Linked DNA regions of Mus musculus: all the other regions are linked to region 2. A link is a loop called in an ENCODE intact Hi-C map of the cell type or tissue named here. Cell type or tissue: heart. All regions are shown on one strand. Each heading gives the region's core, and the rest is flanking DNA. Links, peaks and the distances in the headings are about the cores only. Region 1 holds the start of Rnf151 (ring finger protein 151). Region 2 holds the start of Traf7 (TNF receptor-associated factor 7). Region 3 holds the start of Mlst8 (MTOR associated protein, LST8 homolog (S. cerevisiae)).

Region 1 (9,733 bases), core at 828-8,827, 190 kb before region 2:
AAAAGTACCAAAAACAGGAATCTAACCCACCTGCAAGGAGCTTTCCTTGTTGTACACAAGTAGCCAGTCAATAAGCCCTTGTTGAAATGGACCGTTTGTATCCGTCTGCATGACCAGGGTGGTAATTTTGTTCTCTTTGGACCACAGTTTAACCTGGCAAAGCCGTGTTTTAAATGTCTATCCCTGGTCCCAGAGAACGATCCACTCAACCTGTTTGCCAGAACGGTGGGCAGCAGCTGGATCAGGCTGGGCTTAAGCAAAGCAGCTCATTTATCCAGCATTAGGGGTGCACAGCATGCTTAAGATTTTTTTTTTCCTTAGTGTTGAGGGTCCGGTTGTGGTGGCTTCTTTGTGAGACAGCATCTCCAATGTTATACAGGACAACAAACATAGCAAATATCTTTATCAGCTGCTCAGTAGCTTGGGTTAGACACTTGTCACTGTCCCTGGCTTACAGGTGGTCCTTGGGTTAGAAAGATGGTTTTCAAGCCAGTCCCAAGTGCATTATTGCAGTAAGGTCAACTACATTTTTGGGTAGCATCTTAGAAATGTCTGTGTCTGGAACTCTGCTGTGTAATTTGCCATTGGGTCTTGCTTGAGTTCCTAATAGAGCCTCCTTGCCTATTCAACTCCACCCCACCCCATGGGTAGTTGGGCTCAATTGTGGGGTCTGTAAAAGCTTGGGACTTTATTTTGTATTTTTGGGTTTGGTTTTATTTTTATTTTACTATTTTTTTTTTTTTTTTTTGGTTTTCTCGAGACAGGGTTTCTCTGTGTATCCCTGGCTGTCTTGGAACTCTTTGAAGACCAGGCTGCCCTCGAACTCAGAAATCTGCCTGCCTCTGCCTCTGCTGGGATTAAAGGCGTGCGCTACCACGCCCGGCCAGTTTGGGACTACAGACCCTTCGCCTCAAGCTGCTTCAGCTGACAGGCCAAGGTTCAAGGTGTTCTCTTCCGCAGAGTTTATTGAACGACAGCATGCCAAGAACCGAACCTACTACTACCACCGACAGTACCGTCGAGTGCCAGACATCACAGAATGCAAAGAGGGTGATGTTCTGTGTATCTATGAGGCTGAGATGCAGTGGAGAAGGGACTTGTACGTAAGCAGCAGGGAACACTGGGCACTATTGGAACCCCATCTCTCCTGAAATGTTGATTCCCTGGGCTGAGGTTAATAGTCCTCTACCCTTTCAAATTCTTGAGACAGGCACTTTTCTCCTAATCTTTCAGCAAAGTTGACCAGGAGATCATGAACATCATCCAGGAGAGACTGAAGGCTTGTCAGCAGAGGGAGGGAGAGAACTACCAGCAGAACTGTGCCAAGGAACTGGAGCAGTTCACCAAAGTGACTAAAGCCTACCAGGACCGCTGTGAGCCCCCCAGCTTTGTGCCAACCCTTTCCTCTCCAGCTTTCCCCACCTATTTAACTGTTAGGCAGCTGGGGATCAGTTTTGAGTTTTCTCAGCCTCTAAGACCTTACCAAGCTCATTTAACAGCTCCCCATGCCCCCCTCCCTAATCTCTTTTCCAGACTTGGACCTGGGAGCCTACTATTCTGCCAGAAAGTGTCTGGCAAAGCAGAAGCAGAGGATGCTGGAAGAAAGGAAGGCTGCGAGGCAGGAGGCTGCTGCCTAGGTGACCAGAACTCTTCATTCCACTGCTAAAAATAAAGTCAAGAGTTTTGGACATAAACTGTGTTTCTGGTGACTAAATTGCACACAGCCATATCCTCTCAGGTTGTATTAGACAAGTCTACTGAAACCTCTGGGCTAGCCAGAGCTACATAGTATCATGTATGGGGGAGACAGACAAAAAAAAACATAATAATCAGCAGACTTAATTCTTTTATTTTTCTCATATAAAAACCCTTATGTGGTAGCCACAGCTGGAGCCTGGGTCCTCTGAACAGAGACTCTGGTGTGGGTTTTCACAAGATGATCCGTGAATTCCTAAAAAAAGAAGCAAGACTTTAGTATACAGCAGCATGCCCCAAACTCAGATAAGATAAAGGCAAACACACCAACCGAATCCGAATACCTGATAAGGAGACTTGGTGAAGACAGTCTCTTTCCAGAGGTCGGGAGTCAGGTAGCTGTAAGTCTTGGAGATGGCATCAAAGGTGGCCTTAGCTGTAAAATAGTAAGAGGGTTGGTGGCTTCATTAGAGTCCTGCCCACCAAGGTGCTGTTGCAATCCTAGGAACAGAGAAGCCACCTTGGGGCAGGTCTGCCATGCAACCTAAGCCGGGCATAGTGGCGCACACACTTGGGAGACAGAGGCAGGCAGATTTCGGTTTGAGGCCAGTCTCTGGTCTACAGAGTGAGTTCCAGGTCAGCCAGGACTATACAGAGAAACCCTGTCTCAAACAAACAAAAAGACACCAACCACACACTGGACCTGTGTGATCCAGCAGAGCTAAGAGAGGCCACAGTTAATTGTGAGATACCTACCAAAGTTGCCCAGGGTGGCAGTGCAGCCTCTGGCTGAAGTGTAGCAGTCATCTATACCGGCCATCATCAGGAGCTTCTTGGGCACAGGAGCAGAGACAATGCCAGTGCCTCTGGGGGCAGGGATGAGACGCACCAGCACAGAGCCACAGCGGCCTGTCACCTTGCATGGAACAGTGTGGGGCTTGCCAATCTTGTTCCCCCAGTAGCCTCTCCGCACAGGGACGATGGAAAGCTTGGCCAAGATGATGGCCCCTCGGATGGCAGTGGCAACCTCCTTGGAGCACTTAACACCAAGACCAACGTGACCATTGTAGTCCCCAATAGCGACGAAAGCCTATGAGAAGACTTAGGTGAAATGGCTGGAGACAGGTCATGGCACCAGCACATCCCAAAGAGGACCTGTGGTGCTCCTCTAGGCAAGAGAGGCCACTGTGAGGCCAATCCAAAGTCCTGAAGGAACTCGTTTTCTCTCTCTCTCCGTACGAAAGTCACACGGGTAAAACCTTGTGTAACCATGCAGAGTGAGAGAGTTTTGCTCAACCTCACGGCCAAAAAAGCAATCTTAACCAACCTTGAACCTGGTCCGCTGGCCAGCCCGAGTCTGCTTCTGCACTGGCATGATTTTCAGAACCTCATCCTTTAGGGACGCACCCAGGAAGAAATCAATGATCTCAGACTCCTTAATGGGCAGGGAGAACAGGTAGATCTCCTCCAAGGACTTGATCTTCATGTCCTTAACCAGACGGCCCAGCTTGGTGACGGGGATCCACTGAAGGAAGAAGACACCAGTCAAAGGGCTGCCTCTCGGTGCAGGGGCGAGCAGCCCGCCCCGCCAGCGGCCCAGACCTACCTCCTTGTCTTCAGCTTTACCTCCACGAGCCCCGCGGCCTCGACCACGGCCACGGCCTCGGCCACGACCACGGCCCCTAAGACCGCTGCCGAATCCTCCGCGGAAGCCGCCGCGGCCACCTAATCCTGGGCCCCCGGGTCCTCCGGGCCCTCCCGCTGCACCGGCGTCATCCGCCATTTGCTAGTGACAAAAAGAAGAGGAAAAAAAGGAAATCAGCAGAACGCTAGGCTGTGCGGTCCTGCCAAAACTGTGTCTGTCCGGATGTCCACGGATTCCCACGGCCCAGGCCGCAAAGCCAGGTCCCAGCAACATAGACTCACGTGTTCTCCCGAAGAAGAAGAAGAGGGAGGCGCCGCGGAAGGGACAATTTATAGTGCTCCAAGAAGCGCGAGATCTCGACTGCCTACGCACAGCACCCGCAGGCTGTGGTTGGCTGCGTCTTGTCCCGCCCCCGCCGTGATCTGTCTGCGCCTGCGGACTTTCCCTCGCCGAAGCCGCGCCCTACACCAGCCGGAAGGACGTATAAATACTCGCGCCCGCGCTGGGCCGTCCCGCTTGTGTCCAGGAACCCGTGGCGACGTTGGCGTGTTCGGGTAAGTCGCTCCTCACGGGCTTCTCCAGGCTTACGCAGTTGATCCAGTAAATGGGCGTTCGTTGAAAATCACCCTCGGCTTTGGCTTGTAGCCGGGGGTGAGATTCGGCGCCCAGAGCCACAGAGGCCTCAGCTCACCGCCCGCTGCCCCGGTGTGGGAGGGTGAAACCCAGGCCCCTACATTCCAGAGCGACTCTGCTGCCCCGCGGTCCGCCCTGTGGCCACAGTCTTAACCGCCTCATTTATTTCGCAGGTTCCCCTGGATATGGACGTTGCCGCCGCCTCCCGCAAGAATTGTCCTCTTTTCTCAAATAAAGTGATTTAACCTAACTTATCGTATGTTGGTGTTTTTTGGTTTTGGTTTTTCGAGATAGGGTTTCTCTGTATAGCCCTGGCTGTCCTGGAACTCACTCTGTAGACCAGGCTGGCCTCGAACTCAAAAATCCGCCTGCCGCTGCCTCCCAAGTGCTGGGATTAAAGGCGTCCGCCACCACGCCCGACGAGACATTTTTTTAAAAGATTTATGTATGTGAGTACACACTGTAGTTGTACAGATGGTTGTGAGCCTTCATGTGGTTGTTGGGAATTGAATTTAGGACCTCTGCTTGCTCTGGCCCAAAGATTTATTTATTATTTTAAGTTCACTGTAGCTGTCTTCAAACACACCAGAAGAGGGCATCAGATCTCAAGGGTGGTTGTGAGCCACCATGTGGTTACTGGAATTTGAACTCAGTACCTTTGGAAGGGTAGTCGGTGCTCTTACCCACTGAGCCACAGCCCGACGTTTTTTAAAAGATGACCACCTACGCTAAAATAAATTTACAGGAATGTGTTTGCATTTTTTTTTCAAGTAGGGTACCAGTGGTGACCACTAAAGTTCACCTTAGTAAACCAATAAAAATCTCAGTTTACTGAGCGTGTGGCCCCACAACAGTCCAGGTCAGATCATGACCTGGAGTGGCCTTTATGTATACTGTTGTAGCTCCCAAGATGGCCTTCACTGAAAGGGTATGAAACAGTATTTCGTTGTGTAGCTCTGGCTGTCCTGGAACTCACTTTAGATCAGACTGGCCTCAAATTCAAAGAGATGCCTCTGCCTCCTCTGTTGAGATTAAAGGAATGTACCACCACCACGGCCTGGCTAAAAGGAAGACTTTGATGGAATGTTAGCAGCTCCACTACTGTTGTCTTAGACCTACCTCATGTCCTTACTATGATTATGTGGCCAGTGTGACCTCTGTACCAATATGGAGACCTTGTTACACCCAAGGGGAAAAGACAACACTTCACTATATTCACAACTCCATTGTCTACCCAAAGGCTTTCAATTTACAGTTGAAAAACCTCTGGGCTTTTCCACAGATGAATCTCCTGCCATGGAACTTCTTTTTGTTTTTTCCCCCCATGACAGGGTTTCTCTGTGTAGCCCTGGCTGTCCTCAAACTCAGAAATCTGCCTGCCTCTGTCCCCCAAGTGGGGGGATTAAAGGCGTGCGCCACCACCGCCCAGCTAGAACTTGGTTCTTGATGAAGGGATGTTAGTGGAGAACTTCAACACCTAAACTGAGTACCCAGTCAGTGGAGGAGCCGCTGGGATCTTGCTGGCTTCAGGGAACCAGCCTCTACAAGCTTGGTTCTCTAGCTGTCAGCCACAACCAAGGCAACACAATGAATCCATAGACTACTGAATTGAGGCCACCCACCTTTGGAGGGAAGCTAAGGGTAGGTGGTCATGAAGTAGGTTCCAGTGGGCTCTGGAGCAGAGCTGTGATTGGCCCACGCTGGACAATGCCACTGTGATGTCAGTCCACACGTGCTGTCAAATGGAGGCTCCTGAACTCTTGGTCTCAGTGGAGCTGCTGTCCAGATACAGATCATGGTGAGCCCCCCGTCTCTTCACCAGCTCTGAGATTGTACTCAATTCCAGGCAGATGCCCAACTATCTAGAAATAGATTCTATCTCCCTCTTGAGAATGGATGACAGTCCTTTTCTGGGACAAAAAAATTTTCAGAAGGCTCTTAGCTGGTATGTACTAGAAACATTCCAGCTTCTTCAGGCAAGAGTTGGCAGTCTTGGGAGTCAGCCCCCACAGATCCACCCTTGAAGTGGGTGCAGACCCCTCTAAGCTCTGTCCTTAAATTTCTTTGGATAGCCGTCCTCCCTATCAAAATATTGCAGGGTTATCTGGCTGGTATTAGTACTTGTGGCAGGGGCTTGGAGGCTTGGCCCTAACGCTGACCTGGTCTTTGCAGAGTGGTGGGTACGATCTCAACCTCTTTGCCAGCCCTCCTGACTGCAAGTTCCTGTGTTCTGTCTGCCATGGGGTTCTCAAGAGGCCAACGAGGTTGCCGTGCAGTCACATCTTCTGTAAAAAGTGCATCTTCAGGTGGCTAGCCAGGTATGTCGGGAATGCAGGTAGGTGAGGCTGGGGGCTCATTCCTGTGGCCAAGAATGGGAAAGTCTACCAAAAGCTGGGTTCCAATGGCTATAAGACTCAATTACAAAGTCTAGGACACTAAGCATGTGTGTGCCCTGGCTCCATGTGTCTGAAGTCCCTAGCTTCAGCTTGGAGCAAAAAGCTCACTGTAATGCCCACTTTATGCCTCCAGACAGAAAGGAGGGGCTAGCTGGGTTTCCCCATGAAGACTTGCTCTGGCACGCATATGACCTCCACCATCATACTCATGTCTCCTTCTAGACAAAACACCTGTCCATGCTGTAGAAAAGAGGTGACAAGGAGAAAGATGGTCGAAGTGAATAAACTCCGAAAAACCATTGGCCGCCTACAAGTCAAGGTAGCTCTGAGCATCCACTCCCATCCTCCTGTGGCAGTGGGGGGCTGGGGGTGGTAGGAACAGAAGAGGTGGAAAGAACCAAGAGTAGGCCAAAGGTCATTGAGATGACAGAAGAGTATGAGTCTACCACTTGCTGTGCCTGTCCCTTAGAACTTCAGGTAGGAATTATGAATCTGCCATTACTCTTCAGCCCTCTAACTTTATAAAATGAAAAAGCTTGGAATCACAAAAGTTCAGGAAGCTCTAGAGCTTGTTTCATAGTCTGTGGATTACCATAGATTAAGGATCACCTGGGAGCCCCAGCTAGCAGTGACTAACCTAGTTTAATCCATACTGAGCTTTCTCATACTCCCTAGTGCAAGAACGCTGCAGCCGGCTGCTTGGACACACACCCTCTGGCTCATCGCAAGGAGCATCAGGACTCATGCCCCTTTGAGCTGATGGCCTGCCCCAATGAGGGTTGCACTGTGCAGGTGCTGCGAGGGGTCCTGGATGAACACCGCCAGCATTGCCAGCAGAATGGACAGCAGCGCTGCCCCTTAGGCTGTGGGTCCACCCTGGCTGCCTTGGAAGGTGAGCACCACAACTGCTACCGCGAGCTACGTGATGCTTGGGTCCAACGCCATGAGCGCAACCGGACCCTGCTGCTGGGCCTGCTGGGGCGTGTACGCCGGGTGCACCTCACCACCAGCATCATCCACCAGCAGCTGGCACAGCTGAGCAACTTCCTGGAGGATGATGATAACCTGCTCCTGAATGCCCAGGTGCAAGAGACTGAGGTTACCCCGGAGGCTGAGATGAGGGGTACGCAGGGCCAAAGTGTCTTATAGAGGAGTTAAATAAACACTGAACCCAGGCCTGGCCCACCTCACACCTCAAGTCCTCCTTGCCTTCTCTGTTCCGTTGTCCTTGTCATCCCTGCAAATCTTCCATATTAGACACTGCCCTTTCTTCCCTGGACTGTTCTCCCAGACTTTTTTTTCCCCCACTGAGACAGGATTTCTCGGTAGCTCTGGCTGTGTCACCACCACCCCACCACCTCCCAGACACTTCTTTCTCCGGTTAGATCTATCACTGAATAGTCCCCATCCTGCAAAGCTCTTCCCTTCTTCGTTAACCCACCTTGTCTCTCCATGGGTCTCCTGCACTTTCCTACCAGACTTAATAGCTTCCTAGCTGGTACTACAAATGACTCAAAATCCTAATGAAGAATAGAAGTTAAAGAAATCTGTGTTCTCTTGTACTTAGTCTCCTCTGCATTCCTCAAAGCCAGCCAACCGGCTCTGAGCCCAAAGCACCATGCCCAGAAGACCACAGGCCACAGCTTTACAACTTCAATAGCTCAGATGTTGACGCAGCTTTACTACCTAACGTACAATGCTCCCTCCTGCCCTCTGCCCTCCCTTGCTAAATCTGCATTGACACTTAATCTGCGTTAAGTACTGTGAATTTTCTCTCCTCCCTGGATACCCTACTTGGTCCATTGAAAATGTGAGCTATGTAAGAGCGAGAGTTTTAAGCCACGAATAATGCTGCACACCTTTAGAACTCTGGCAGAGGCAGATGGCTCTCTGTGAGTTCAAGGCCTACCCGGTCTACATACCAAATTCCAGGATAGCTGGGGCTACATAGACTCTGTCTCAATAAAACAAAAGGTCAGATGTCTCAAAGGTTAAGATCACTGGATTCAGTGCTCTAAAACAGGATTCAGTTTTCTTGATTGCACCATGTACATGGTGGCTAACAACCATCTGTTACTCCAGTTCCATGGGCTCTGATCCTCTCTTATGGTTTCTGGGGCTAGGAGGCACACACATGGTACCCATACATTCATACAAAACAATAAAAGATGTCTGTTTTCTTCCCTGGTGTCGTCCCAAGTGTCCAAAGCAATGTCTCATACACAGAGGTGTGTATTCAACAGGCAGTCTTTTTGTTTTTGTTTTTTTTTTAAGATTTATTTATTATATTTATATGAGTACACTGTAGCTGTTTTCAGACACACCAGAAGAGGGCATCAGATCCCATTACAGATGATTGTGAGCCACCATGTGGTTGCTGGGAATTGAACTCAGGACCTCTAGAAGAGCAGTCAGTGCTTTTAACGCTGAGCCATCTCTCCAGCTCAGTGAAAGAGATCTTAATACAACTGTTTGTCCTGTAGGATTGTATATTATACCTGGAATGTGTTTTATAGTATGCAAAGAACTGCTTCCTCTTACTGGAGACATATGTGGGAGCACTGTCAGCCTTAATTTGCACAGGTACCTCATGATAGTCATTACTTCCAGTAAATATGTAATCACAGAATCACCCTTTTTTTTTTTTTTTGTTTTTTTGTTTTTTTTCGAGACAGGGTTTCTCTCTGTGCAGTCCTGGCTGTCCTAGAACTCACACTATAGACCAGGCTGGCCTCAAACTCAGAAATCCACCTGCCTCTGCCTCCCAAGTGCTAGGATCACAGTCGTGCGCCACCACTACCCGGCTTGGTTGTTTTGTTTGTTTGTTTTTGTTTTGAGCAGCCTTTTCAGAATACAAAATAGTTGCCCTTTGAAACTCTGAGTATTTATCAGTGGTACAGTGTACAAACTTTTCCAAATTCTGCAAAATAAAACACATCCATCTGCCAGATTTCATTTCCTTTGGTGCCCCTAGGGTCACTTCCAGTGGGTAATGGAGTTTGATTATACAGAGGCCAAGCAGGACATTTCTTTATCATGTCCTTGTCTTGTTGCCAGGTGGTAGAATTTTTTTCTTTTCTTTTTTTTTTTTTTCTTTTTTTTGGTTTTTTGAGATAGGGTTTCTCTGTGTAGCCCTAGCTGTCCTGGAACTCACTCTGTAGACCAGGCTGGCCTACAAAGAAATCCACCTGTCTCTACCTCCCAAGTGCTAGGATTAAAGGCATGCACCACCACTGCCTAGCTAAATCTTTACTTTTAACATGGTGTTTTTCATGACATTTTGAGGCTTCTAACATATTTCCTATTAATAATTGGTCAGTTTCTTCACTTCCTGTGCTAATGGGCCTGGGAAGCCTGCATGAGA
Region 2 (9,733 bases), core at 1,205-9,204:
TGAACTCTATGTGTATGCCCTGTACTGGACGGATTCTAGGCAGTAGCTGGAAGGAGGTTACATGGTCTACTTCCTAGGGCGATAGGCACAGGCTGTTGAGGTTCTCAGCTGAGATCCTGGGCCAATCATGCTGAGGTTGGCCTTGTGAGGACGGGATACTGAAGTCCTCAGGGAATGCAAAAGTGAGAGCCCAGTACCCCCACTCTGGGTCAGGATGTATACAGATCTGGAAATTGGCCTGAAAGAGATAGGAGGAGGCTTTGAGCCACAGAGGTAGGGAGTTCTTCATGCTCTGCTCTCTGCCAACTGAGAAAGTTTAGAAGGCCGTCAAGAAACGCAGAGTTTTGGTGACAATGATCACATCTTGGAGAACAGCTAGGCCATTCCAGAGGAACACCAAGAAATACTGGGTCTCAAAGGCACCACCCTCCAGCATCCACTGTCCTTAACTCTGACTTTCTTTCTCCTGACTGGAGTGTCTTAGGTGAGGGGCTTTGGACAGAAATCCTCCAGTCAGCATAGGTAAAGCAGCAGGGTCAGAATCAGGAGAAGGGTATACCAGGTCCTGAACCAGTTTGGGGTTTAGAAAATCAACACAGACCTCTCTTGGATGAGAACCTAGGATGGAAAGACCATGGGCCAGTCAATTCTAGGAAGGGACCTCCAATCTTCTAGGCTGTCAGGGCAGACCTCTAACCCTAATCCTAACCCTAACCTATGCCTTGGTTATCTCTGAAGGCCTGATGCTGGCTGGCTGTGATAACTACTTCTTTCTCACTTTAGATATCCGTACTTCAACCCAGGTGGCAAAATATGTGAGGAAGATGGGGCTGGAGAGATGGCTCAGTGGTTAAGAGCACCGACTGCTCTTATGAAGGTCCTGAGTTCAAATCCCAGCAACCACATGGTAGCTCACAACCATCCCTAACAAAATCTGACGATCTCTTCTGGAGTATCTGAAGACAGCTGCAGTGTACGTACACATAACAAATAAATAAATCTTAAAAAAAAAAAATACGTGAGGAAGAACAGCGTGCCCGTTATGCCTCTGATCAGCTGAGCCCAGAGTGCTCGGTGCAGCAGGGATTGTTTGTGAAGCATGAGTGTTGGAGCTTCTTAAATTTGCCTATCCTGGAGGGAATAGCATTGAGGACAAGTAGTCAGATGGCTGGTATCTCTGATAGAAAAACAAAAACAAAAACCCTGAATCTCAGGCTGCCTATTCATGCAAGCCATCTGCCCCAGCATCCTCATCTCAGAACACATCGTAGTCCCAGGTCCATGGACTAGTCTATTGAGCTAGGTTACTGACCTGGGACATTGAAGACTGGGGCAAAGAGAGGACACAGGATCCTGGTGCTTCCTTCACTGGACAACTGGAGCCCTTTGAGCACAGTGCACTTGGAGCATGCTCCTGGGATGCACACCTAAGGCCTTCTTGGGACCTCTTGACCCCGCCCCTGGAGCGACAGACTTATTTGCATGGCTCCGCCTCAGAGCGACCATTGGCAGTGGTGGCGGGAGGCTGGGCCTGAATGGCTGCGCCGCCTGTGGGGACGCGGGGGCGGGGCAGGCACTGAGTGCTGGAGATGCTGCTGCTACTGCCGCCGCCGCTGCCGCTGCGGGACGGGTTCGGGTCCGAGTCGGTCTTGGCGGGCACGGGGCGTGGGACAACCCGGGACACAGCGGTAGCAGCAGGAGCACACTGAGAACCATGTCCAGGAAGAAGACCCCCAAGAGCAAGGGGGGGAGTGAGCCGGCTACCTCTACGCTGCCCGCCGCCGCCGCCGCCACCAATGGGCCACGTCTGGCACATCCGAGGACTGTGCGCCCTGGCCCAGAGGCACCGCCCAATGGGCCCCCGCAGTCCATCCGGCCCTCACTTGGTAGCACTGGAGACTTCTACGATGTTGCTTTCAAGGTGAGCCAGGCACCTCCCCGCCATGGGAATGCAGCAGGTGGCGTTGGATCCTAGACTGCCGCTGGGGAAGAGTGCAGGGCCTTGCAGACCCTCGGCGCTGAATTGGCACAGCACCTTGCAGATGGCACGGCAGTACCTTACATTGTCACGCGACCCTACGTGCGTGCACGAGCGCGCGCGTACACTCTCTCACACACACAAACACAACTATTAGACTAGGGTCTGGGGTATTCAACAGCTGGCAGGGCCCTACCCCCACTCCATCTACTGCAAGGCCAAGCAAGATCAGAGTTTTGAAGCTGTCCCTCTGGGATCTATGGCCCCTACCGGTGCTCCTGTCTCATCATTTCCCATCCATATGCTGCCTTCCCTCACCCCCCCAAGGGGCTGTAAGTGTCCTTTTTCTGGGAGAGAAGAGAACAAGGCCACCCTAGACCAGAACAAAATTGAAGCCTAGGTGAATTGACCTCCGAAGGCAGGGCCATCACTGGGTCCTGAAACATTGGCCTGAGGGATCATGTGGGTGGGAAAGACTTCACTGGTCTGGCCCTCAGGCCCACAGATATCCCTACCCCCTCTTCACTTCAAAAGCTGTCACACCTCTTCCGAACCTTGCTGCTGAGATTTGTGTCTTTGCTGGAATTCGAAGAGGCCCCCAATACTGAGTCCCCAAAGGTCTCTTAGGAGCTTCCAGCTGCACTCCCATGGCTCTGCTCCCCATAGGCCCCAAATGCTGCCCTCCCAGATCAAGCATGTTGTCCATGGAGGAGGGGTAGGTAAGGTCCTGGATGGGGACAGCTGTCCTCACTCTCTGTGACTGAGGCAGCATTGTTGGAGGGAGAGGTGATAGGGGGTGAACGGGGGTGAGGGTGGGGAGGGGGAGAGAGAAGCTGGGCATCCATGCTATTGGGGTCCACACTGCTGAACCTACAGGCCTGGGATACTCATTTCCTCTCCTGCCTCCCCCACAGCTCAAGGCAGATCAGAAGCATCTCTAGGTGGGCAAGGCCCTCGGCTCCAAGCCTGAATCCTCTGATCCTCCTGCCTGTTCTAGGTCATGCTGGTGGGGGATTCCGGTGTGGGGAAGACCTGCCTGCTTGTGCGCTTCAAGGATGGGGCTTTCCTGGCTGGTACCTTCATCTCCACTGTGGGCATCGACTTCCGGGTGAGAGTAGAGGCCGGTGTCCCGAGCTCTGACTGGGTCCCACTGTGCTATGGTTCCTATACATAGTCCTCCTAGTACCCTTGGCTGTGGATTCTCAATCTCCTGACATGTCCATAGGCCCAGGGGGTGGAGCTTAGCTACCAAAGCATCTGCCACCCACCCCTGAGAGTCCGGGGGTCCTGGGAAGCCTCCTAATACCCAGGGTAGTGCCTGCATTCAGCGGAAGCCGTTTTCTCATCCCAGGGGTTGATGCTGTGCTCCAGGATAGTGACAGCGAGAGAAAACCTAAGGCCTGTTCACTCAGGAGATCCCTGCATTTGCATATGGAGACCTCCTTAGGATCCCAGGCAGGGTCTCGAGTGCTAGTGTTAAAGCCCATCCCCACCCCCACCCAGTCTGAATCTCATGTGCTGAGGTGTTGGTGTGTTCTTGGCAAATCCTGAATTTGCATTTTTTCTCACCCTTTAATTTGACCCAGTTAGCAGGGGGTTGGGAGGAAGGCCCATTTCTGGAGACAGGAAAAGGGGCTCCCTCCAGTGGGACCTGTTCTTTATCCTATACAGGCCTGGAAGACTGTAGGTCTCCTTAAGCCCTCTAGGTTATAAGAGTCTAGGGTGAAGTAAAGGCTGAAGTACCAGAGGGAGGAGGAGAGGCATGAAAACGGGTCTCCTTGCCTGTCATGGCCTCCCCCTCCTCCTCTTGGTTTGTAGGGCTGCTTGGTTTGCACCCCTGTTCAGGGTGCAGGAAAGGCGAAGCACCCTCCTGTGCCAGGCAGATGCCAGGCTGAGCCTGGGTCCCTCAAGATCTGGAAGCTCTGGAGAAAGGGAGAGCCAGGCTTGGCCTCCTGTAGCTCCACCCTCTAGTCAGCCCTTCTTTGGGATGACAGGTGGATGGCACTTTAGTCTAGTGTCTCATCTTGAAAGGGACCGATCTGGAAAACTTGCAGACAGCAAATTCACGAATATCCCCTATATATCAACCATAGATCTGGGCTCTGTGGGCACAGTAGAGAGTCAGACAAGCATAAGACCATCTCCTGGGAAATGGGTGTCCCAGTGACTGAGGGGGGAGGGGATAAAATCAGCTTCTCCAGGCAGGGTGAAGGAGCTCAAGTTGAAGGTGCTCCTAAGCTAGTATCTGTCTTTATGCCGGAAGTGTACTAACAGTTCCACACTTTTGACAAGTAGGAGCTGGTATGACCTGGGGTGTACGTGCTTGTTAACAGAGGCCCAGGGTTGGCACTGGAGGCACTGTAGGAATGGGATAGGAGGGCCTCCAACTTCCACTCAGTGGGAAGTCCATCCATTGCTTCTATTACTGCCTTTCCTACTTCCACCAGAGGATGGCAGGCATCCTTACTGCTTGCTGGCTGCTTCTGTTTCAGAATAAAGTTCTGGATGTGGATGGCATGAAGGTGAAGCTGCAGGTGAGGTGACAGGAGTGTGGGGCTGGAGACACAAGGGAGAGAGGTTGGGCAGTATGACCAGTGCCTGTTGCCACAGATCTGGGACACAGCTGGTCAGGAGCGGTTCCGAAGTGTCACCCATGCCTACTACCGAGATGCTCACGGTAAGCCCATTGACATGGGGTCTGGCTATCCTCCACATAGTGTGGGTTGCCTACTGGCATGGGGGCAGGAGGCAAGTAGGCACACTTATGGGACAGCAGGTGAGGGTGATGCAGTCACTTGGGAGTATCTAAAAGGGTGCAGGTAGTTAGGAGCCACCAGGCCCCCCCCAGGGACGTCTTCATTGCTTTCTATATCCAGCACTGTTGCTGCTCTACGACATCACCAACAAAGATTCCTTCGACAACATTCAGGTCAGTGGCCTTGGTGGGGGAATGAATCAAGACTGTCTAAATGGCATCAGGAGCCCGAGTCCTGTTACTTAACAGGAAGGATAGACATGATGAACCCCTCAGCTCATGGTTGCCAGGCTATTGGCTAACTCAACGGGCCTGGGTGACACCTGGCTCCATTAGCAGGACCACCTGGATAAATAAGGGCTTCTAGCAAAGCCACTCAATCAGGTGTGGCACAAGAGGCCACAAGGACCAGCCCTGAGACTGGCCTCAGCTTTCCCTATACAGGCCTGGTTGACAGAGATCCAGGAATATGCCCAGCAGGATGTGGTGCTCATGCTGCTAGGGAACAAGGTAGGACTCTGGGCCTGTCCTCTCCAGCCTGGCCCACAGGGTGCACCGGGGACAGGCACTAATGAAATCCCTGTGCCTGGCCAGGTTGACTCTACTCAAGACCGTGTGGTAAAGAGGGAAGATGGGGAGAAATTAGCCAAGGTGAGTCGACAGGGAGGACGATGAGGGTGTTCTTGAGATTGGGACACTGAGCTGCCCCCAGGTGCCCAGCACCTAGCTGGCAGTAACTATTTGCAGGAGTATGGGCTACCTTTCATGGAGACCAGCGCAAGGACTGGCCTCAACGTGGACTTGGCTTTTACAGCCATAGCAAAGTAAGTCCTGGTAATGAACAAACACTACCTCACATTCTAGGATAAGTGGGCTACCTTGTTCTATGTTATCTACATCCCCTCCCCTGTTGCTCTTCAGGGAGCTGAAACAGAGATCAGCCAAGGCTCCCAGCGAGCCGCGCTTCAGGCTGCATGACTATGTTAAGAGGGAGGGCCGAGGGGTCTCCTGCTGTCGACTCTGAACCTTGCTGAAACTCAGTTCCACGCTGGAGGAAGCAGTTCTGCCTTTGAGAATTGCCCGAGTCTATAGACTTGTCCTCAAAGGATGGATGCCCTAGTGTCTTCTCAAAGACACCAGAGGCTAATGCTTACCCTTTGCCCCAGTGGCCACCAGAAATGGTCTTGAAGCATAAAAACCAGGCCACAGCACATTGCTGCCCTCTTCTGGGCACTCCCAGAAGTGAGGAGGGGGACCACACGCAGCACACTGCTCAGACAGGACCCCACTCAAGGCTATGTCAGTCACTGTCCATTTGTTGGACTGCTTCCGACTCACTAGGAGGCTGATATAGGGACGCACAGCAAGGTCAGAATGATAGAACCCAGTCACAACTTAGCAGGCTGGCCCAGTCCGTTCCACTTTGTACTAAAGTCACCAAGCCACAAATGTTGAGTGAAAACCTGTCCTCTAAGTCCCTATTAATAAAGGTGTTTCTGGAGTTTGTGTCATCTGTGGAAAACCACCTCCTGGGGCAAAAATGGCTTAGTGGGGGGGTAAAGGTACTTCACCTGGGGAAACACTTAATTTACACATGCGCTGATACCGTCACCAAAATTCCCACAGGAATAGTTTACTATCAAGATTAGGGTGCCCCACAGCCTATTCCTTAAGTAGTGCTGGCTTATAAGGTCACCCTAGATTAGAATGATTCAAACAGAATATCTTAGTCAACCCCTTTGCGGACTGTGTGACGCCAAACCAGGGCCTCTACGGCACTGTGCTATCAGCACATGAAATCACAACGTCTGAAACCACAGTAAGATTGCATTTCACTTTATTGCTAAGAAACTCAGATACACGGATGCCCAGCTTACCAGCCAACACTCCTACTCGTTGGATCTCTAGATGCAGCCGACTCAACATGCCCTGAAAAAAAAAAAATCAAACATAAATCTTTACTTTGGTTAACTTTTCACTCAAAACCCATCCAATTAGTGACGTCGCGCCCAAGCCTCAGTCTTATAATGTAATCAGACTACGCATGCAGTTTTCATACGAGGTGTCAGAAATTAATTCATCACGGGCTTGGGGCTGAAAAGGGAAGCCAGGCCCGACCAGTTCATACCTGCAAAAATGGAGTCAGAAGAAAAATGGGGAAGGGTTAAACCCTTAGGACTAAAGCACTTCAGCTCGGGAGGAAGGCAGATCTGTAGCAGAGGTCCTTTGAGTTCCATTCGGCGAGCACTACTCCCAAAACGTTCCTTACAAAACCTAGATGAAAGGGACCACGAACACACTCACTCCCAAAAAGAGCGACTGCTCGCGAGGCTCAAGAGTTTATAGAACTGCCCCTTATGTGATTGGGCCACCTCTGAGGAAGTGCCCACCTTCCTCCACTGCTGATATGCTCCTCGAGCTGTCCTGCAATTTCCACCAATCGTACAGCGACTTTTGTTTTGGAGGCGGTATTTTGAGTAGCTCGAATATCCTCCCGGTTGTAGAGCCATTGAGTCCATGAGTGACGAGTTCAGTTAGCCAATCAAATTCCAATGTGCAACATAGAGTGATTCTGAAGCTACCAATCCGGTCCTTCAGTACAGAGGTCGCCGGAAGTCGTAGTTTAGGAAGCTCAAAGCGTGAAGCAGCACCTAGAGTTCCTGAAGTCCGTGAACTACAAGTTCCGACCTGCCCCGGGACTTCCGGCTCCTGTATCCTGAAACCTTTCCCGGCCGCGGGCCGAGAGGGGCAAGATGATGCCGGTGGGTGAAGTCGCTGCTCCTAGGCAGCCGCGGGCGGGTGAGTGAGTGCGCGGAGCACAAGACCTGGGGCTCCTTCTTCCGGGGAGTGCGGTGGAGCGCGGGCTGGTTGTGGGAGCGTCGCGAGCGGTCGTGGGCCTAGCCTGGGGGGCGGGACTGAGACGGCTGGGGTCTCAGCCTCTATAAGTCCTCCTGACTCCAAGTAAATCCGTCTGTCACTCCTTCCCTTCACTCTCTCTTTCGTTGTCTTTGCACTCCTATGTTTTTTTGAGCGCTGCCTGTGTGCCAAGCAGTATCCTAGGCTCTGGAAAGTCGGCGGAGAACCGGATTCCAAACTGATAAGCTCATCTGGTACGCGGTTTTGAGACAGACCATTCTGCCTCTAGGGTCCTGTGCATTGTACGCAGTCCAGCAGCAATTCTGAGTTTGTTCACTGAATGGTAGTAGTAACACCCACAGCCCTGTTTTGTTATGACAAAAATGTCTCAAGACTTTGGTAACTGTCTCCTTGTGGCAACTCACCTGCAGTACTGTTATTCTAGTTAAAATAAAAAGTTAAAAATCATGAGGAACTGTGATAAGTTTTACGGGGGGGGGGGAACTGAACACAGATAAAGTATTGAGTATTGGGCGTTCTTAAATCTTTGGTAGGGAGACCTACAGTTAGCTGAAGATCTGATGGAGAAGCAGTCAGTCTTGAGACATTTCAGGAAGAGCCTTACAGGCAGGGGGAGTCAGAGGAGCAAGCCAGCAAGTATAGGTAAGTGATAGGTAAGGTTAAGAGGCAGAGCAGGGTAAAGTCTGAGAGCCTCTGGTATGTGTGATGATTTATGAGTCAAGTAAAATAGTGAGGAAGCTAGACCAGCGTCTTCTAACCCTCACTAGAGGCCAGTTGTCCCAGCCTAGATTCTTTTGAGGCAGGCCAACATGATCAGATGAGGCTGAGGTCTAGAGATATCTGTCTCATCTCCCCTCCTGCCCCGCTCCCTGCACGCACAGGCTCATTCCTTTGCAGCCTTGTTCTTCAGGGGCCTCTCCATGTCCCAGATCTCTTTCCTGAGGATCTTTGTGGCAGGCGCTGCTGCAGTCATAAAGACAATCCTGAAGATCCTCTATACATTCATGTTTCTCTGCAGAAACTCAAGTCCCTGTACCCTGAGGTCCTAAATCTATTTGCAGCTGTCTCTTCAGGAAATGAGAATGGCTGTGTACAGCCTGACTAAGGTGACTAGGAAGGAGTGGCCAAAAGTATTGCCCAAATCCAAGAAGTTCCTTGATATAACTTCTTGTAGCTGTACATCAGAGTCTTTCAGGAAATGAACAGGAAAGATCGGGGTGTTTAGTAATGAGCTGAGGCTGACACACTAGAAACAAATGGAGCTCCATACCCTTTCTTTCTGGCTGGCTTCTAGTTCCTTGGGGGTCAGACTAAACAGTCTTTGGGGGTATCCCTATTCTAAGCCCCAGAGGGTATACATCTCAGATGAAGCAATGCCTGGTGCAGAAAATAGGAAGAAGGTCGAGCTGAAGCTACCTCTGATAGCTCCTTTCCGACTTGGATCCATTAAAATGTTTTATAGTGAGAAATACAGTCTCCTTCAAGGTCACGCAACTTACCCAGTTATTCCTCTCTTGCATGGTCAAAGTAGAATTTGAACCCAGGTCTGTCTGAGTCTAGAGCCCATGGTCATTATTACTCTACCATAAGCGCCATATGTGTGAAGTGCCAGCCTATGGCTGCTTTTAAGAACTGTCAGCTGGTTGTATCGTACTGTAGACAAGGATTCCCATAAATCTGTAGGCACCCAGCAGTTTATCAGATCTCTGACTGGCTTGTGCATGAGAAACCCCCATCCTTCAACAGATACTCTTAGTATCCCAGAATGCCAGTCCTAGGGAAGAGTAAATGGCTTAAAGAAAATAGACTTCTAAGACTGAGCTGCTAGTGTCGGACTTGATGATTCTTGAAAGTCCCAAGCAGAGGAGGTCACAGTATAGAAGCATAGAAGCCAAGAAATAAACGCGTCCAGTTCCAAGAGAGCCAGAGGAGGATGCCAGAGGGGGTCGCGTTTGCAGGGGAAACGGCCTTGATGAGTGGAGCTGCTGTGGGTGCCGGAAGCAGGTGTGGGTGGGGCTGGAGAGGTCTCTGCTCTTCATCCTGCTGGCCTGGGACTTTAGTGATTTACCCAAGCTTTTGTGGGGTGGGATGAAGCATACACAAGGGGGTCAAAGCCACTTAAG
Region 3 (9,733 bases), core at 787-8,786, 51 kb after region 2:
TTCCCTAGTGCCAGCATTACAAATGTGACATGTTGACTAAATTGTTCACTTGGTTTTTATTTGTACTTCTGAGCTGGCCTAGAATGTGTCAGGCAGGTTATGACCCACAGATTTGCATCCCTGGCCTAACCTATTCAATTTAAATGGCCAATTTGAGGACTGAAGAGATGGCTTATCAGTTACGTGCAATGGCTGGTTTTGTAGAGGACCTGAGTTCAGTTCCCAGTACCCATCTCAGGCAGCTCAGAAGCATCTGTAACCCCTAACTCAAGGGGTACCTGCATGCATGTATGCATGCTAATATGGACGGACACACATACCTATAAATAAAAACAAACCTTTAATAAAGGGGTAAGCTTATGCTGTGTGATTTCATCTGAAACAGTGCAGAGTCCCACAAAGAGCAAGCTCATGAAATCAAAGGGAATAAGCTAAAAGCCAAGAGCTGGCTAGAAGAGGTGGAGGAAGAAAACTCTAAGCACAGGCTTAGATCTAAGAATGGCTGTGGTGCCAGGCAGTGGTGGCGCACGCCTTTAATTCCAGCACTCGGGAGGCAGAGGCAGGTGGATTTCTGAGTTCAAGGCCAGCCTGGTCTACAGAATGAGTTCCAGGACAGCCAGGGCTACACAGAGAAACCCTGACTCGAAAACAAACAAACAAACAAACAAAAAACAACAAAAAAAGAATGGGTGTGGTGAGGTGAGAAACCTCTGCTGAGCTAGTGGCCTGGAGACAGGGGAGGGGGTGGCACTCAGGCAGAGGTAGGGGCCACACCCAGGTTTCTGGGACCCCTGAAGACTCTTGTTGGTTGGTAAGGCCAGATTTCAGTTTGTAAACGACTGGACAAGGCATCTGTGATTCCAGCACTTGAGTGGTAGAGGAAAGGGTCAAGGCTATCTTTGGTCATGGAGCAAGTTCTAACCAGTCTAGATGAAGTTACAGAGAAGAGGAGAAGAAGGGGGTGTGGTAAGTGGGTTGACTGTTTTGAGACAGGGTTTCTCTGTGTAGCCCTGGTTGTCCTGGAACTCACTCTGTAGACCAGGCTGGCCTCGAACTCAGAAATCTGCCTGCCTCTGCCTCCCAAGTGTTAGGATTAAAGGCGTGTGCCACCAAGCCTGGTTAGTGGGTTGACTGTTAAATGGGGACTAGAGCACGACTTAAAAAGTCATGAGGAGGGCTGGCGAGATGGCTCAGCGGGTAAGAGCACTGACTGCTCTTCTGAAGGTCCTGAGTTCAAATCCCAGAAACCACCTGTAGTGAGATCTGACGCTCTCTTCTGGTCTGTCTGAAGACAGCTACAGTGTACTTGTGTATAATAATAAATAAATCTTTGGGCAGAGACTGAGTGAGCAGAGGTTCTAAAATTCAATTCTCAACCACATGAAGGCTCACAACCATGAAGCTACAATGTACTCATATACATAAAATAAATAAATATTAAAAAAAAAACTTGTGAGGAAGTCAAGCATGATGGGGCATGGTGTTAATCCCAGGACTCCGGAGGCAGAGGCAGGCAGATCTCTGAGTTTGAGGCCTGGTCTACAAATCAAGTCCAGAACAGCCAGGGTTACACAAAGAAACCCTGCCTTAAAAAAACAAAAACCAACTAAAAAACTATGTGAAGAGTGGGTGGTGAAATTGGTGGCTGAGAAGGGCAAAGATAAGGGACATACTGGAAGATAGCTAGCTATAACCTATTGTTGGACACTGTTCATAGAGGGGCTACTGGGTTAGGCATTGAATGAAGATGGTGTCCTCTTTTTGGCATTTATGTGCCATATGTGCCGCCCCCCACCCCAGGGCCTTGTGCTTGCTAGGCAAGTACTGAGTTAAATCTCCAATATGTAACAGAAAATCAGATGTGCTTTCAAGAGTCTGGGAGCTGGAGATCGTGGCCAGACACCAGGATAAAGATGGCATGGGAAGCCACAGAGCCTAGGGCAAGGTCAAGAAAAAAAGTGGTAGCATGTCCAGAGCGGGATGGGGCCAAGAAGAGAGACTACTACAGTAGATCCAGTGCTGGTGCTCAGGCACAAGGGTGAGATGAGATTTTTCTGTAAACCACAGTACACAAGGGTCAAGAGGTGGAAAGAATGTATCAACCAAGTGTGACAAAGGCAGTGGCCTTGAGGAATTTTCCCAGAGAGCTGAGGGGGAGATGGGAAGGGAGGCCTTTTGAAGGAGAGAGAATTTTAGCTGTAAGGAGAGTATTGGAATTGTGTGTGTGTGTGTGTGTGTGTGTGTGTGTGTGCGCGCGCGCGCGCGCGCACGCACGCGCCCATGCTATGAGGGAAGCTGGAGCTAGCATTGAAACAGAAGTTATTTTTGCCTAGTATTTGATGTGCAAAGCCCTGTGTTAGATCCCCAATACTGTATAAAACTGGGTGTGGTGACACAGCCACCTGTAATCTCAGTACTCAGGAGATGGAGAGGGGACCTGAAGTTCAAGGTCATTCTTGGCTACATTGTAAATTTGAAGTTACTATACGTTATCAAAGAAATCCCGATTGAAAAACAAACAGCCGGGCGTGGTGGCGCACGCCTTAAATCCCAGCATTCAGGAGGCAGAGGCAGGCGGATTTCTGAGTTCAAGGCCAGCCTGGTCTACAAAGTGAGTTCCAGAACAGCCAGGGCTATACAGAGAAACCCTGTCTCGAAAAAAAAAAGAAAAACAAACAAACAAACAAACAAACATACAAAACACACCTAGGAGGGAGTCTGTGCCCATGCATTTAATCCAAGCACTTGGGAGGTAGAGGCTGGCAGTTCTCTTGAGTTCGAGGTTAGCCTGGTCTACAGAGCAACCAAACCAAAAATCCATATTAAAAATATGCTAAGGAGGTAAAACAGGGACTGGGGAGAGATATAGGAAGAGGGTGTCTATGACCAGGAACCTGGGTGTGTAGACAGGGGAACCGGCCTTGGCTAAGGAGCTGGACTTACCCTCTCTGTGGCTAGAGGGAAAGGGGGTTGCAGCCCCATCTACTGGTGCAGTGGGAAGAGATCATGAGAAAGCAAGGACAACTTTGTAGAGCTGGGTAATAAAAATGGAGGCATGATAGCAGAATTGTCACCAAGAGACCAGAGAGACTTCACCTAGCCACTGATGGGGACAGATGCAGAGTGCCACAACCAAATACTAGGCGGAGTTTGGAGTCCTGCAGAGGAGGGGGGGGGGATTAGAAGAACTAGAGGGGTCAGGAACACCACAAGAACACAGAGGGGCCGGTGGACCTCCTGGGGTCTTGCAGAGTCAGAGAGCTGCTAAGGCTCTGACCTAGGTCCTCTGCATATAAGCTTGGTGTTCTGGAATCCTAACAGGGCTGGGCTGTCCCTGACTCTGCTGCCTGAGATCCTTCTCCTCTTGCTGGGTTGCCTCTTTCAGCTTTAAAGTGATAGTATGTGCCTGGTTTTATTGTAGCTTGTGTGTGTTTGGTTGATGTCCCTGGGAGGCCTGCTCTTTCCTGAGGGGAAGTACTTGGTGGTGGTGGTGGTGGGGTGAATCTGGGAGAGAGGAGAGAGGAGAGGAGAGGCTTGGGGGAGGGGAGGAAGAGGAAACTGCAGTTGGGATGTAATATAGGAGAGAATAATATTTATATTCCAGCTAGGCTTTCCCCAGCTAGGAATATAAATATTATTCTCTCCTATATGCCTCTGCCTCCCAAGTGCTGGGATTAAAGGCTGCGCCGCCACCACCACCCGGCTAATTTGCTGTTCTTGAATCAGATGTTCTACACCTATCTGTTCAATGTTATTTAGTAGACACATAAAGCTGTTGAGTGCTTGTAATGTATCTATCTAGTCTAAATTGAAACTATTCACAAGAACATGATGCACACTATATTTCAGTTTAAAATAAAAAAGCACAAAATATTTATGTTGAATGTGTTAAAAGAATATTTTTATATATTGGGTTAAATAAAAAGTATTATTAAAAATTTTAAAAAATGGAGGCATGAGAGTCTGCAGTTTTAAACGAGTTTCTGGGCTAGCTTATGTGCCCTCAGGATCAGGCTGAAAGGGTCTAGACTATGGCTACCAGATAAAGCAAATAGAAGTAACAGACTGCCCAGTTGCATTCAAACTTCTTGTAAGAAAGTAATTCTTTTAGTACAGTGTTTGAGATATGCCTATACTAAAAGAAAAAGAGAGAGAGAGAAATTAAGAAATTAAGAAATTAAGAAAGAAAGAAAGAAAGAAAGAAAGAAAGAAAGAAAGAAGGAAAGAGAGAAAAGCTAGGAAGGAAGGAAAAAAGAAAAGAAAAAATGATTTTTATCTGAAAATTTTGCATTACCTAGAAATTCTAGCTTGGTTGGTAGGGTAGGTGATTGTGTATGTCTGCGGGGGGTGGAGGGACGACGACAGTGTAATTCCTTCTGGGAGCCAAGTCTGGAAAATAGGCAGCAGTACCATGGCTGTAGTTCCCAGTGAGTTGAAGGGTGGCGTCGCGGCTGATGGCCATTCTGAGCACGATCACTTCTGGAGTTCTTCGTCTCAGAACTCTGGTATCCCTTTCAACTCCCCCACTCCCCGGACCCATGGTCTCGCCCGGAGTTACTATCGATAGCTCTACGCTCGGCCCGGCTTCTATCGACTAGCTCCTCCTCGCCTCGCCGTCCTGGACTAAGGCAGAGTGCAGAGCGTGTGTTAAGGTACGGGGGACACGGGATGAGGGCTGCTACCGACCACTGGGTGGCTAGGAGAGTGCGGTCGGGGTAATCGGGCCGGTAACACAGAGCCAGGGCGGTGTGCAGAGCACTGGGGAGCGCGGGGGTCCTGCCAGATAGCGCCCCCACCCATCCGATCCCAGTGCCGGTCAACTACGCATGCTCAGCAGCAGCAGTGCCGGGCTTTTCCTTAGTCGCCATGCGCATGCGTTGCCTACCCTTGCGAGAGACGGCGCCCGGGCGATGGCCTTCTGCGTGTGACTGCCTCCTGCTGGCTGCTGGCGAGGTGGCGTCTCCAAGCGTGAGGGTGAAGCTGAAGGAACACTCTCCCGGGAGCAAAGTAGCCGGAGTCTTTTTTTTTGAGACTGTCAGCGTGACCCTGAACACTCTTATTTTTCTTAGTTTTAAAGTGAAGTTAATACCGGTACACTGTAGTGTGCAGATTGTTATGCGTACATCTTTTCTCTCCAAACGTTTTGACCTTTGGACCTTACTTATCACCTCTTGGCCCAGTGCAGGTCTCATTTTTTTTCTCCAGCCATCAAACAATGAATACCACCCCAGGCACAGTGGGCAGTGACCCTGTCATCTTAGCAACTGCAGGCTATGACCACACGGTGCGCTTTTGGCAGGCTCACAGTGGAATCTGCACTCGAACAGTGCAGCATCAGGACTCTGTATCCTCCTCTTGGCAGCAGGATGGTGCTGGCCAGAATTAAGTATGAATGATATGTGTTTGGGGAAACTCAGGCCAGGTGGTGGAGGTCTTGATGGCCTTGTAGCCCCAAGGTTTCCCTCTCTGGGTTCTCTTCCTGTTATCCTTAACATGCTCAGCAGGTAAATGCATTGGAGATTACTCCGGACCGAAGCATGATTGCTGCTGCAGGTACCTGAGATTCTCGACCTCTGACCCTTTACTGGCCGTAGTTCTACCTGGCACACCCATGCTTCAATTCCCCCTGTGTCCCTAGGTTACCAACATATCCGCATGTATGATCTCAACTCCAATAACCCCAACCCCATCATCAGTTATGACGGAGTCAGTAAGAACATTGCATCAGTGGGCTTTCACGAGGATGGTCGCTGGATGTATACAGGTGGCGAGGACTGCACAGCTCGCATCTGGGACCTCAGGTGGTGTTGTGTGTTGGGCTGAAGAGGACGGCTGCCCGGGGAGTGGGCAGGCCAGGGGATTGTCTGTGGGCAGGCTATTCTGCAATCAGTTAGTCTTAGTGCAAGAGGGGTTGAGCGGGCGATGGAGGGAAGGTAGAAAGCAGAATAGAATTACATCAGAGAGCTAGCCTTGCCTTGAGGCTAGGGGGCCAGACTTTCCTTCCCTTTTCACTGACCTCAAGCTTGTGGAGAAAGAGCTAAACTTCACAACCATTTCTCCTAAGGTAGAAGCAACTCCTTTGAGCAGAGAATGGGGGCTTTTGGTAGAGGCATGGATCAAATCCATTAGAAGCCATGTGTAACCTTAACTCCCCACAGGTCCCGGAACTTGCAGTGTCAGCGTATCTTCCAGGTGAACGCACCCATTAATTGCGTGTGTCTGCATCCCAACCAGGTGAGGAATGCTCATGGGGCCAGGTGTCAGGGGTGGGGTGGGGACTTTAGAGGACAAGAGTATTGCTACATTTCACCTCCCTCCCCTACATCCTAGGCAGAACTCATTGTGGGTGATCAGAGCGGTGCTATCCACATCTGGGACCTGAAGACAGACCACAATGAGCAGCTGATTCCCGAGCCTGAGTCTTCCATCACGTCTGCTCACATCGACCCAGATGCTAGCTACATGGCAGCCGTCAATAGTGCCGTGAGTGCTGGGAGTGGCTCCGGGGGCATCTTGGCACCTAGCCCCTTATCTTCTGCACTTGAGTTGACTCCCTGGTTCTCTCTCAGGCCTCCCTGAGCTTCCACCCAGCTCCCAAAGTCAGGCACCTGGGTACCACTCCTCATGTCCACCTTGCGGTCTGCCATAGCCCCACCCATCAGGGCCAGTTATTTCTCCTTTCGTGTTCCAGTCCATGGCTTTGCTCATCCTTGACACTAATAAGTTTCTCTGTGGCCTTCCTGGGATGCCTGTTCTGCCCCCCTTCAACCATGCAAGTATCCTTTAGTCTTCCTGGCAAGCTGCACTGTTCTGAGACCTTAAGAAGCAACTCCTCATGGACTGTGGATGCTTTAGTTTGGGCCCTGCTCTCATCTCTAGTCTCCTATTTTCCTTTTAAATCCCAGAACATCATTTGTCCCACGTATCTGCACTCCCTCCTCCCATCCTTGGGTTGTCACATTATCTATCTCTGTGTCCTCGTTACTGCCTCCCCTCCTGCACATCTCTGTTGGCCAGCAGCAGCCTCTGGGGAGCTGTGTTTGACTTGGCTAGTGTGACCTCCTGCTTTTGGCTGGCTGGGCTCGATTCCTTGTTGGGGCTAAATTTCCTATAGACATGACCCAGGATGTCATTGGCCTTCAGGCCTTGGCCCAGGTGTCCCCAATCCATATCTGAGGGTCTGGGTTTTGAATGACTGCCCTCCTATCTTATAGGGAAACTGCTATGTCTGGAACCTGACAGGGGGCATTGGTGACGATGTGACTCAGCTCATCCCTAAGACCAAGATCCCAGCCCATACACGCTATGCCCTGCAATGCCGCTTCAGCCCTGATTCCACGTGCGTGTACGGTCCTGGGGGAAAGGGGAATCTACAAGCTGTGGGCATGACCTGGTGTGTGGTAAGTAGATATGAGGTAGTAGTAGCTACTGAGACACCCCATGTTCAACCCCAGGCTTCTTGCCACCTGTTCAGCTGACCAGACATGTAAAATCTGGAGGACATCCAACTTCTCCCTGATGACAGAGCTTAGCATCAAGAGTAGTAACCCTGGAGAGTCATCCCGTGGCTGGATGTGGGGCTGTGCCTTCTCAGGGGATTCCCAGTACATTGTCACAGGTGAGCCCTGCCCTCCTTATCCCCATATTGCCAAGTCCACTAGAGAGGCCATTCACAGCTGCTTAGCTCTCTTCTGCCTGATCTCTCCTTACAGCTTCTTCTGACAACCTAGCCCGGCTCTGGTGTGTAGAGACTGGAGAAATCAAGAGAGAGTATGGTGGCCATCAGAAAGCTGTCGTCTGCTTGGCCTTCAATGACAGTGTGCTGGGTTAGACTTGGCCCTTGAGGCTGCATTGGGCAATCAGGACTGCCTGGTATAGTGACGCCAAGAGGATGTATCTGAACAATACCCGGGTCCAAGTGAGACTCTCAGGTTAGCATGTCAGGCCAGTTGGACCTGACCGGACTATGCAGGCCCCTCCTGGCCAACCTAGACTTTTTGGCTACTCTACGCTGGGACTCTTTCCATGCCCAGTTTGTTGTCAGAAAGCTCACTCACTAAGCCAGACTGGACTGGGAGTCTTTGCTCCTTTAGAGAGACTAGACCTAGAGGACTTGGGACTGTTGAGGAGGTCAGAGGTTAATGCCTGTATTCCAGGTATGTTACCCCGACTTGCTTCAGAAATTACCATTATGGCCAGGCAATCTGGGTTTATTAATCCCTACTGTCAGCTGCCTTCCATAGGTACTGGTGACCTGGCCAGCTTACTGACCTGTGGGGACAGGACTGGCCTATGGAACCAAAGGCCAGGAGGGCTTGGGTAGGGGGTCTTAGTCTGGGAGGTAATAAAAGCAGACAGACACACAGATGTTGCTCGGGAAGCAGATGTCAATGCAGAGGTAGATCAGCCGCTGTCTCTGGGGCCCTGGGGAGAAGGGAACTTCGTGAATCCCAAGGGCCCCCTACCCAGTACTGTCCTACAGGAGCCATAGTCCTCTTCACCCAACCTATCCCAATTTACCTTCTGCCCATTGGGTCCAGTAGATGGGAGTGTCTGCACAAAGGTGTTGCACTGAAACTCCCACTTGGGTAGGGTCCACAGTATGGCCCCCCAAAACTGCCAGCAGCTCCTGGGCATAGTGGGTATCCCGGCCAGGTACATGTGACTCTTGGGCCTGCAGAAAGACTCTGGTGGACCACCGTATAGTACTTCCTTGCTCCTGGCTGGGAAGGGTATTGGTGCCCACCCCAGGCTGATGGCCCCTCCACCTGCCCTTGTCAACAGCCTTAGTCAGGGGAAAATAGAGCTTTCTGTTCCCCTGAAACCAGAGCCTTGGCTGGCCCAGCTGGACTGCACAGAGGACCTTTTGTTTATCCCCTGGCCTTGGGGGTTTGTGGGTGGCAAGCCAAGTAGTACTGCTCACCCTGGAAGTGTTCAGCAGCAGCTGCAGGGTCTCCCAATCTTGGGCTTCCATCAGACGGAGGAAGCAGGCTTGGTGCTCTGCAGGGCGGTAACAGATGTAGCCCTGGGGGTGGCGGGGCAGATAGGTAAGTCGAGGCCACCCCTGACACCTCCACTCTCTCTCTCTCCCAAGCCCACTCACGTTCTGCCCGTCAAACAGCACAGCCCAGCTGTGGTTGCTCTGAAACGGAGTCACCACGATGGTTGCCATGTTCTGGGCCACATCCACTAGAGTAGTTTGGTTGGGCCAGGGTACCCTGGAGCTCGGGAAGGTCTTTCGGAGCATCTGCAGCAACGGCTAAGGGATATTTGGGATTCAGCCTTAACCTATGTTTCCACATCCTTCTGGTTCTCTATCTGCTCGAGGCTGGTATCTAGACCTGGCCCCATGCGAGAACTGACAGGTACTGGCCTTCCTGCCCTCTTCCCACTCTGCATACCCCGAGGCTTGAAGAGGTGCTTACCTTGGGAGAGCTGTACATGAAGCCAAGAAGCCCCCCAGCCACGGCCCCCGCAGTGAGCAGTGTCAGCAGCAGCAGCAGGCCTGCTGCTCTCCAGCCCCTATGGCAGGGTTTGGTCTTCACCTGAGGGCACAGTACTGGCCGTGGGGCTTCTGGCTTAGAGACTCAGGGAAGGGGCTGAGGATGGTATGTGGTAACATTCCTTTCTTCTATGGCATCCCTGAGTTCTTGTCTTGGGGGTGGTAGAGACTTACCTCAGCAGGCTTGGACCTGAGGCTCTCAGTGTGGATGCGCCCTTGCTTCATGCTGCA

What was found. Peaks named below come from ENCODE experiments on the same cell type or tissue, not always from the same donor. Only the 100,000 strongest peaks of a DNase experiment are listed, where the experiment ranks them.
Region 1: it touches region 2 in a loop (2.7-fold over the local background); 2 of 42 quality-filtered maps call a loop at or near these places.
Region 3: a loop joins it to region 2, with 2.1 times the contacts of the local background. A loop is called at or near these places in 18 of 42 quality-filtered maps.

The regions. Positions count from the first base shown.
Region 1 is chr17:24,714,021-24,723,753 of GRCm38, reverse strand. It overlaps Rnf151 (ring finger protein 151), which reads left to right and starts at 5,697. Exons shown (of 4, transcript NM_026205.3): 1 at 5,697-5,771; 2 at 6,146-6,291; 3 at 6,592-6,688; 4 at 7,045-7,915. The coding sequence starts at 5,769. The coding sequence ends at 7,518. Rps2 (ribosomal protein S2) reads right to left here and starts at 3,691. Exons shown (of 6, transcript NM_008503.5): 1 at 3,622-3,691; 2 at 3,302-3,481; 3 at 3,023-3,220; 4 at 2,452-2,785; 5 at 2,040-2,131; 6 at 1,827-1,951. The coding sequence starts at 3,478. The coding sequence ends at 1,871. It overlaps Ndufb10 (NADH:ubiquinone oxidoreductase subunit B10), which reads left to right. Exons shown (of 4, transcript NM_026684.3): 2 at 961-1,099; 3 at 1,234-1,373; 4 at 1,534-1,694. The coding sequence ends at 1,637. It overlaps Snhg9 (small nucleolar RNA host gene 9), which reads left to right and starts at 3,789. Exons shown (of 2, transcript NR_027900.2): 1 at 3,789-3,894; 2 at 4,147-4,223. It also overlaps Snora78 and Snora64. In heart, for the core only: a CTCF peak has its summit at 4,593 (motif pointing right); DNase peaks (open chromatin) are centred at 1,003 and 3,653; H3K4me3 peaks cover 4,570 bases; H3K27ac peaks cover 1,887 bases.
Region 2 is chr17:24,525,565-24,535,297 of GRCm38, reverse strand. It overlaps Traf7 (TNF receptor-associated factor 7), which reads left to right and starts at 7,360. Exons shown (of 21, transcript NM_001172113.1): 1 at 7,360-7,532. It overlaps Rab26 (RAB26, member RAS oncogene family), which reads left to right and starts at 1,551. Exons shown (of 9, transcript NM_177375.1): 1 at 1,551-1,921; 2 at 2,976-3,086; 3 at 4,471-4,512; 4 at 4,589-4,655; 5 at 4,855-4,907; 6 at 5,178-5,243; 7 at 5,328-5,384; 8 at 5,481-5,557; 9 at 5,655-6,244. The coding sequence starts at 1,715. The coding sequence ends at 5,757. It overlaps Rab26os (RAB26, member RAS oncogene family, opposite strand), which reads right to left and starts at 7,047. Exons shown (of 2, transcript NR_045289.1): 1 at 6,862-7,047; 2 at 6,554-6,662. Gm33508 (predicted gene, 33508) reads right to left here and starts at 1,403. Exons shown (of 3, transcript NR_169077.1): 1 at 1,313-1,403. It also overlaps LOC115488833. In heart, for the core only: CTCF peaks have their summits at 1,556, 4,466 and 5,968 (motif pointing left); DNase peaks (open chromatin) are centred at 1,517, 2,154, 4,627, 7,257 and 1 weaker place; H3K4me3 peaks cover 5,816 bases; H3K27ac peaks cover 4,480 bases; H3K27me3 peaks cover 714 bases.
Region 3 is chr17:24,473,931-24,483,663 of GRCm38, reverse strand. Mlst8 (MTOR associated protein, LST8 homolog (S. cerevisiae)) reads left to right here and starts at 4,586. Exons shown (of 9, transcript NM_001252464.1): 1 at 4,586-4,652; 2 at 5,206-5,344; 3 at 5,502-5,553; 4 at 5,639-5,801; 5 at 6,159-6,234; 6 at 6,331-6,483; 7 at 7,215-7,339; 8 at 7,455-7,618; 9 at 7,713-9,733. The coding sequence starts at 5,216. The coding sequence ends at 7,831. It overlaps Bricd5 (BRICHOS domain containing 5), which reads right to left. Exons shown (of 5, transcript NM_175682.3): 1 at 9,426-9,733; 2 at 9,104-9,259; 3 at 8,924-9,025; 4 at 8,521-8,674; 5 at 8,195-8,424. The coding sequence starts at 9,443. The coding sequence ends at 8,330. In heart, for the core only: CTCF peaks have their summits at 4,738 and 4,944 (motif pointing left); DNase peaks (open chromatin) are centred at 4,843, 5,303, 5,720, 7,093 and 1 weaker place; H3K4me3 peaks cover 2,018 bases; H3K27ac peaks cover 1,982 bases.